Regions from separate parts of the Mus musculus genome. Here all the other regions are linked to region 3. Evidence: chromatin contacts called from ENCODE POLR2A ChIA-PET data. All regions are on one chromosome and are shown on one strand. Each heading gives the region's core, a stretch centred on a gene start or an enhancer-like site at or near the end of the contact. The rest is flanking DNA. Distances are from core to core; before and after follow the strand shown. Region 1 holds the start of G6bos (G6b opposite strand). Region 2 holds the start of Abhd16a (abhydrolase domain containing 16A). Region 3 holds the start of Ddx39b (DEAD box helicase 39b).

Region 1 (2,700 bases), core at 152-2,651, 180 kb after region 3:
CTGGGCTTGGGCGCCTAGTTTCCCAGCATGCAAGGGCTTGTCTAAAGGGCGCCGTCCGATCTTGTGGGCCTCGACGAGAGGGACCCCAACTGTGCTCCAGCATTTCTCTGGCCGCCTGCGTTCCCTGGACAATGGTATCAAGCGGCTAGAGCTGCTGCTGAGCGCCGGGGATTCTGGAACCTTTTTCTGCAAAGGACGCCACGAGAATGAGAGTCGCACAGTGCTTCAAGTGTTAGGGGACAAGGCAGGTTGCCGGCCTGCAGGATCTACCCACGGTAGGTCGAGGCCCAGATGCACAGGGGCACTTAATTTGGACACACACGCGGGACAAAAAGCGGGGCGGAATCTTACAGAGCGGTAAAGTTAGTAGAACCCTATTGTCTGTACCCCTGACCACGGCATCTCTCCCTGCCTCGCGGTCTCCCTAGGGTACGAGTATCCCAAGGTCCTGATTCCGCTCCTGGGCGTTGGGCTTGTGCTGGGACTGGGAGTCGCGGGCGTGGTCTGGCGGCGGCGCAGGTGAGCACTGGAGGCGGAGCCTGGCTTGAAACAGGGTGTGACCAGTCAGGGCGTGGGGAAAGAGGTGGGGCAGAGCCCTAACCTTTACAAAGAAAAAGAAGTGTCTGGAGGCCTGGCGTTTGTTAAAAGAATGTGAGAGGTCAGCCCTTGGGTGCTAGGCTACAGGCTGGAGTAGGGAACCGAGGCTGCAGAAACCAAACTGAAAGGTCAGAAAGCCCAGAGAGTGGGCGGGACCTGGTTCCAGAGGAGCCTAAGTTGTTTTGCTGGTCGGAGACTGCAGTTTGCACAGTTCTTATTGGCGCCGCCTGCGGCCGAGGAACCAGTAAGACGAGATTGGTGACTCTTCAAGGACTTCCTTACAGACTCTCGCCTCCGCCCCCACCCCCGCCCCCGCCTGGACCACTACCCACATTTGGTGAGATTAACTGCACTCAATTTCCCTATCCTACCCGCACAATCCCTAACCCTGAGTTCTTGAGTCTGAGTCCTTGCGAGGAGCAGACAAAGTTGGTCATTTTCTCTTCACCCTTCAGTTCTGTCCCTCCCTCCCACATAGCTCCAGTCATAAATGCTGAGCCACAGAGGCCTTTAGAACAGGAGTCCAAGATCTCAGGCCACCTGGACCAGGAGCCGGTAAGGGCCTGGGGATGGGAAAAAGGCCAGAATCCCGGAGGAAAGAGGGCCAAGAAAGCAGCCTAGCTAGGTTGCTGTGGAGCAGCAGTGTAATCCCAGCACTCTGGAGGTTTAAGCAGGAAGATGAAAGCCAGGCTTTGCTACATAGTCGCCTTTACCCACAGTGGGGAAAAGAAAAAAAGCTTTGATTCCAAGCTAAGGGGTCAGATTGATGAGACCATACTACCGTCCTCTCTCTACCTCCTCCAGAGCCTGCACTACGCTGATCTGGACCACTCTGTCCTCGGGAGGCACCGCCGGATGTCCACAGTGGTTTCTGGTGATGCCTCCACTGTCTATGCGGTTGTAGTATAAAGGGAAGCCCTTGTTCTGCCAACCCTTTCTATCTGGGGCTCCCCTGTATAACCTCAGCTAGAAGGGGCAGGCACCATGGACAGAGGCACTGATAGAGGCGACTGACTACCTGGTTTGCGTTCTGCCAATGGTCAACTTTTTTTCTGTCACTTCCATCTTCTGTAACATCTTTCCTTCTCCACTGCTGCCCTCTCTAAAGATGATCAAGCTGCCTGTTAAGCTTTTTCTTCGCGCCCCCCCCCAAGACTGGGATTTCTCTGTATAGCCTTGGCTGTCTTGGAACTCCGTAGACCATAGACCAAGCTGGCCTTGAACTCAGAGAATTCATCTGCTTCTGCCTCCCAACTTCTGAGTTTAAAGGCACTGCCTGGCCCAATGAAGCATTTCAAACTTTAGACATAGACCTGCCTCGTTACCGGTCTGACTGCACTCCCCCTGCTCATTGGCTGCTGCTGCTGCTCATCCACTGAAAGGTTGCCAGTGATGTCCTACCACCAGATAACATTCACCCCTGTTTAAACCAGGGTTTACTTTGTTGCTATTGTCTTTGTAGTAGCACTGTTCTGCTCATCTCTTTGTTTCTCCTCCGTACTCTTCTAGGAAGCTGGCCAATCAATCTTCAGCCCCCAAATGATACACAGTAGTCCTTCCAAGCCAGATCTCAGACCTAGTTCACTCTGTCCAGATGGCCTCAGGCATTTTGCCCAAGGCTTGTCAAACCTGACTCAGTCATTTCTTAAGCCATCCCCTGGGTCCTCCTCTGAAAGCTCTTGAAGAACCCAAGTTGTCCAAGCCAGAAACTGGGGTCAGAGTACACCATCTCCTCTCCCACACAAGGACTTATCAGGACCCTAACCCGCCGCTTCCACTCCTTTTAAAGACAGGCTCTCTTATGGCTGAGGCTGACTTTGAAATCTCCCTCTCCTTATGTCTACCTTCAGTGTTTGGATAAAAGTGATTGCAAGCATGCACCACCAACCACACAAGGCCTTGTCTGTAGCAGGTCACTGTCCTCTGTACCTTTCTCCATGTCCAATGCTGCCACCAGAATGTACTGTCATCATTTGCTTCATGATGACCCACAGACCCCTCTGATCCTCGTGCCCTGCTCTTCCTACTCAAAGCCAGCAAGATTCCCAGGATCAACCACTGGTTCTTTCCCAAGGTTTCAGCTCTGGGGCTGTGAGCGTGGGC
Region 2 (2,750 bases), core at 146-2,645, 150 kb after region 3:
GGTCACTAGGGACTGCAAGACTCAGAGACCTGCAGCCGATCCCAAAGGTAAATTTGTTATCCTTAGGGCTCAAACTGCTCTGGAAAAAGCTTATGGTACACAAAGGGGACTTCCTAAGGGAGAATGCCAACGGTAGGCACTTGGGATACGCTGGTCCTCTGTGCAAGCTCTGCTGTACAGGGCCCAGAGCACCCCTCACCTCCTGGGGTGTTGCCTTCTCCAGGGCTGGGTTTGACTGGCAGATGCTGGGACTGACTTACCAGTGCCAGGATGCTGTCTGCATGTTTCTCCAGGGCCCGAGGCTGATAATACGTATCCTGCCAAAACAGATGGCCTGTTAAGGACCTTGCCAGCTGACAGGCCCTTCCTCCCTTCCAGAAGCCCTAACCTGTGTCACCTGGTTCTAGCCTCTGTGGCCATTTCTCCTGGGATACTCCTGTTTCTGCTGAAGCTTCAACTCCCCCCCCCTGACATTTCACCCCTCACCCTGAAAGCAATCACGGGGTGCTAGGCTTGGAAGCAAAAGTGAAAGCAGCATTTGGAAAACCGGTCCTTTTTTTCCCCTGAAACTCCATACAGATATGATTGTGTCACTATGGGGAGAGGAGTAAAATTGAAAATGAGAGACTCCATGACAATTCTAAGAGGGAAGGAATAGCATTTGATGTAAGTCGATTCCGGGAAAAATGTCGCTAAGTGTGGGCACTTCGGAAAGCCTCCTAAACATAATTTGCAACCAATAAAAACAAAAACATTTTGGAGAGCAAACTACCACCCTGAATGCAAGACCCTGGTTTTCAGGCTAGGTTTGGGGGCACAAGGCGCACAAGTAAATACATGACATGAAGTCATTTTTGAAACTGAAAAGTCAGGTTAAAGAGAAAGTCAACAGATCCTGGGAGAAATTGGGAGTAGGTGGGCAAAAGCCAGTGCGCGCAGGGGACTCCAAACTCAACTGGGACCAGCCATTCGGGGGACGCGGAGGGGGAAAAAAAAAAGCAAGCGTGGTGGTGGGTGTGAGGAAGAGTTCCTCCAAAGCCGTAAAGAGAGGCGGCGGCTGGGCCCTGCGTGACTGGGAGGGGGCCGGGAAGCGCCCGCAGGCGGACTGCGTGCGCGACCGCCACTTGACAAGCGGGCTCCCCCGTTTCCCACAGTGGGCGCGCCGGGCGAGCGCAGCGCAGCGCGGTCTGGACCATACCATGCTCTCCGCCGGGGGGAACCCGACTCACCCAGGAGCTGGACGAGGCGGCGGGGACGGCAGTGGGAGTCTCGGGGACGCTGGACGCGGCCCGGTCCGTGTCCCTCTCCCGGTAGATCTTGTAGAGCCGGGGGCCGAGGACGCAGCTCAGGAGCTTCGCCATAGCCCCGGCTCGGGCCGCTGTCCCTCGGCCTCAGGTCCCCGCCGGCCCCGCCCGTAGTCTCCTGGGCGCTGCGTGCGTGCCTGTGTGCGTGCGTGACGTCAGCACGTATCCGCTCGCCCCGTGGCAGGGTCCAGCCTGACGTTCTCGCCACGAGAGGAGTGTTCAGCGCAGTGGGCGACGGTCTACAGTTAGTTAGAGCTGTTCTGAATAGAGAAACTTAAGAAAATGAATGCCCCAGGTGGTTACTTTTTTTTTTTTAAAGATTTCTTTATTTATTATGTGAGTACACTGTTACTGTCTAGAGACACACCAGAAGAGGGCATCAGATCTCATTACAGATGGTTGTGAACCACCATGTGGTTGCTGGGATTTGAACTCATGATCTTCGGAAGCGCAGTCAATGCTCTTAACCGCTGAGCATTTCTCCAGCCCCCACATTTTTTTTTTGGTTTTTCGAGACAGGGTTTCTCTGTGTAGCCCTGGCTGTCCTGGAACTCACTCTGTAGACCAGGCTGGCCTCGAACTCAGAAATCTACCTGCCTCTGCCTCCCCAGTGCTGGGATTAAAGGCGTGCACTACCACGCCTGGCTTCACTTTTTTTTTTTTTTTAAACCCTATCCCTTAATGTCAGCATGTTCTGGAACGATCACTGGGTGAGAGTAGGAGCATTTGACAAGAACTTCAAGAAAAGAGGCTAGTGTCTGGATTTGTAGCTCAAGTATAGAAAACTTTGCTTAACATGCTGAAAGCCCTGGGTTACACACACACACACACACACACACACACACACAGATCTAGGGATGTATCCATTAGAAGAAATAGCAGGATTCTTCTGAAGAATTCTATTTAAATTTTTTTTTATTTTATGTATATGAATACACTGTAGCTGTTTTCAGACACACCAGAAGAGGGCGTCTGATCTCATTACAGATGGTTGTGAGCCACCATGTGGTTGCTGCTGGGACTTGAACTTAGGATCTCTGGAAGAGCAGTCAGTGCTCTTAACCACTGAGCCATCTCTCTAACCCAAGAATCTTTTTTTTTTTTTTTTAAGTTTTTGAAAGAAGTAATCTGCCCGATGTAGTGCCACATGCTTTTAATCCCAGCACTTGAGAGACAGAGAGAGATGGGTGTGTTGACAGATTGGCCTCTTGAGTTCCAGGCCACCCTAGTCTACGTATGTAGTGAGTTCCAGGCCACTCAGGGCTATATAGAGAAACCTTGTTCAAAGTGCTAGGATTGGTGGTAAAGGGCTCTGGCTGCTTTTCGAGATGTCCTACATACAATTCTCAGCAACCACATGGTGGCTTACGATCTGATCCCCTCTTCTGGCATGCAGATATACAAGCAGATGGAGTACTTATATATGTAGAAATAAATCTTAAAGTG
Region 3 (2,700 bases), core at 190-2,689:
GTGAGGAAGCAAGGGCCAAAGAGAGGGGTTGAAGAACAGCAAGGGGAAAGACACCAGTTTCCGACAGAAGAGCTGGGAGAGGGGACAACAAAAAAACCGGAAAAACTCATCAGTCACGAATGGACTCGTCACTTCTCGTCGATCCCTACACCCGTCCTATTCTTCCCTAAACTGTGAAACCTTTGTCCCGAAAGAAGAGTTAACAAAGAGACTCATGACATAAGAAACGGGAACACCAGACGGGAGAGACAGAGTGGGCTCCACCGCTAACCAGACTTTGTAACACACACTTCGACAGGCAGGAGCCAACTGGGAGACCGCAGTAAAATGAGCGTGACTAACGACTCACACGAGGGTTGAGACACAAAGGACAAGGGAAGACAGAGACTGCGCTTTCTCCTGCCACCTCACGGTGGTGATCCCCAACGTCAGCCATCAGTCAAGGGTGATAGATAAGGGTCAGCACTGCGCAGAGCGCTCACTTCCCAAATGCAAACATCATGTGGCTGCCGCTATTCTCTTGCTCAGAAACCCCCGAGTGGCCGTCCCAGCGGCGCACACCTGGACCGGGGAACAGAAGCAGGAAGGAGGGTGGTGCGGGGCGGAGGGTGGGAAGTGTATGAATGGCTCCATTTCAAGAAAAAAAAAATTTTTTTGTTTTGAAAAAGATGGGTGTGTGCAGTTCAATGGCAGTGCTTGCTTAGTAACGCGAGAGGCCGCAAGGTTCGGCTCAGCGCTGCCAAAGTTAATTTTAAAAGTCGCACTAAGGAATTAAGGTCACAGCTGAGAACGATGCAGGATTAAGAGTGTGAGCCGGGTGGCCTTAGAAAGGAACGCCTTGCAGTGCTCTCGGAAAAGCTTCCCCAGAAGTGCGCGACACCATCGGCCACGCACAGAGGCAGCCATTCACAGAGAGCTCCAAATAAGGCAGCGAAAGCGGGGTCAAAGGGCTGGACGGGCCCCGGAGCGAGATCTTCCCATCCCTGGGCGAGCAAGAAAAGGCCCGGAGGGGAGATGCGAGGGGCCCCGCCCTCCTCCTGGCGCCGCCTCCGGCCGCCGCGGCCCCGGGTGGGCAGAGGACCCACTGGAACACCCAGGAAGCGCGGAGACACAATGGCGGCCGAGGCCACCATTTTGGATCGTTCCCCCCTTGTCTCCCAGCTCCCCGCCAAGATCTGCTCTCAGAAAGGGGTGAAGACAACAGAACTGGACGCCCGCCTGCGCGCCGGCGGCCACGGCGCCGGCCCGGCACCGGGTATCAGGGACCCGCGCGGCGGGGCGAGCCGCGGGAGAAGCAGATGGCGGTGGATGGTGCACAGGGCCAAAGCTTACCTAAGCACTGCGAGCGTGTATGGCGGCAGCAACGGGGACGGAGGCGGGAAGCTGCCTTCACTTCCGGTTCCAGGCTCGCCCCGGCCTCCCGCCTTCCCGGCCGCCAGGGCGCACGCGCAAGGAGCCGGAAGCAGGCTTTCGCCGCGCGCGCTCCGCGGCTGGCTTTGCAGAACGCCCACTTGAAATGAAGCTTCAGACGACGCCTCCTCCGGTCGCCAGTAGCAAGAGCGCGACAGGAAACTCACGTCTTCCCCCGCAGAGCTCTCCATTTTGTTCTTCTACGCTTATGCAACACCCTCCGACGGTCGGCTCTACTTTAGTTTTGTTTGCCACGCCAGGCTTCTCCCTGGGCACCTCTCTGTGGGCATGGAGGACTCCGCGATCGAATGAGAAGCGTTTCTCACGGGGTCCTTAGCCTCGTAGTCAAGGTGACCCGAGAGCGGCTAACTCGGGCCTCTGCTGGAGGGGAGGGGGACACGTGACCACGCCCATTACAGTCGTGCAGAGAATAGGCAGGATTTACCCAAAATTATATCGAAAGATGGAGGCTTACATTCTGTCTAGGTGCTAAATAAATGGTGGGGTTTGAGGTTATGCACCTTTCCATAATTCTTGCTAACTAGAGCAGCAGAATAATCTCAGTTCCATTATTCAGCCTGGACATCCCCCTCCCCCCATGTGGTATTCCCTTTGAGATGTTACATATAGCAGAAGTGTTGTCCTGTTGCCTTGCTACATAAACACAAGCTCGGGCTTTCCCTATTAAGGACACTTAATATTAATACAAAGTAACACTAAGTATCAGTGTTGCCAACCAGCTGGCTGTGTCCTGCTCAACGCATAAGCTCTCTGGGCTGGGGCTTGGTAGCTTTTGATCCCTCCGCATTTGGCAGCCCTAAGCAGCAGGCCGGCGGGTTTTGTATAAATCAGAGAGGAGTGGGAATTCCTCGGCCCTGGTAACTTATTACGAACTGTAGCTCCAGAAAGTGCGGTACCTGGGCCTTTAGCTTTGAAGCGTTTCCAGGAACTCTCCTAGTGACCTAGTTGGCGGGCTCTTAGCCACTGTCTTCCTGTTACTGGACCTAATGTGACATTGTGGAGGGTAGCATAGTAAGGTTTGTCCCAGCTGACCCAAGTGAGCCAAACTTTCTGCTTTACAGCCAGCAAAGGGTGTTTGCACCAAACACAGCAAACAGCAAACTCGTGCAAATGAAGACTTGTGTTTGCACCAATCATAATATTGTCCCTTTGGCATCAGTGATAACACATCTTCCTGCTACTGGACTATGGGAAGTTCCACCCTCCACTGGGGGAGGAGAGAGAGGACAGAAACAATCCTGGCTGAGCCATTAGCTGTGTGGTTTCCTC

What was found. ChIA-PET counts read pairs that join two places held with the same protein, here RNA polymerase II (POLR2A).
Region 1: POLR2A ChIA-PET joins it to region 3 with 10 read pairs in embryonic stem cell. The contact joins the promoter of G6bos here to the promoter of Ddx39b in region 3. POLR2A ChIA-PET finds 5 or more read pairs at or near these places in 4 of 5 experiments (Patski and embryonic stem cell).
Region 2: POLR2A ChIA-PET joins it to region 3 with 12 read pairs in Patski. The contact joins the promoter of Abhd16a here to the promoter of Ddx39b in region 3. POLR2A ChIA-PET finds 5 or more read pairs at or near these places in 2 of 5 experiments (Patski and embryonic stem cell).

The regions. Positions count from the first base shown.
Region 1 is chr17:35,063,138-35,065,837 of GRCm38, reverse strand. It overlaps G6bos (G6b opposite strand), which reads right to left and starts at 1,401. Exons shown (of 1, transcript NR_001462.1): 1 at 242-1,401. It overlaps Mpig6b (megakaryocyte and platelet inhibitory receptor G6b), which reads left to right. Exons shown (of 6, transcript NM_001191012.1): 2 at 1-275; 3 at 429-519; 4 at 882-934; 5 at 1,076-1,152; 6 at 1,402-2,700. The coding sequence ends at 1,506.
Region 2 is chr17:35,087,936-35,090,685 of GRCm38, reverse strand. Abhd16a (abhydrolase domain containing 16A) reads right to left here and starts at 1,395. Exons shown (of 20, transcript NM_178592.3): 1 at 1,230-1,395; 2 at 261-317. The coding sequence starts at 1,361.
Region 3 is chr17:35,240,485-35,243,184 of GRCm38, reverse strand. It overlaps Ddx39b (DEAD box helicase 39b), which reads right to left and starts at 1,439. Exons shown (of 11, transcript NM_019693.3): 1 at 1,333-1,439; 2 at 1-72. It overlaps LOC115488830 (a small nucleolar RNA gene), which reads right to left and starts at 507; the gene lies at 431-507.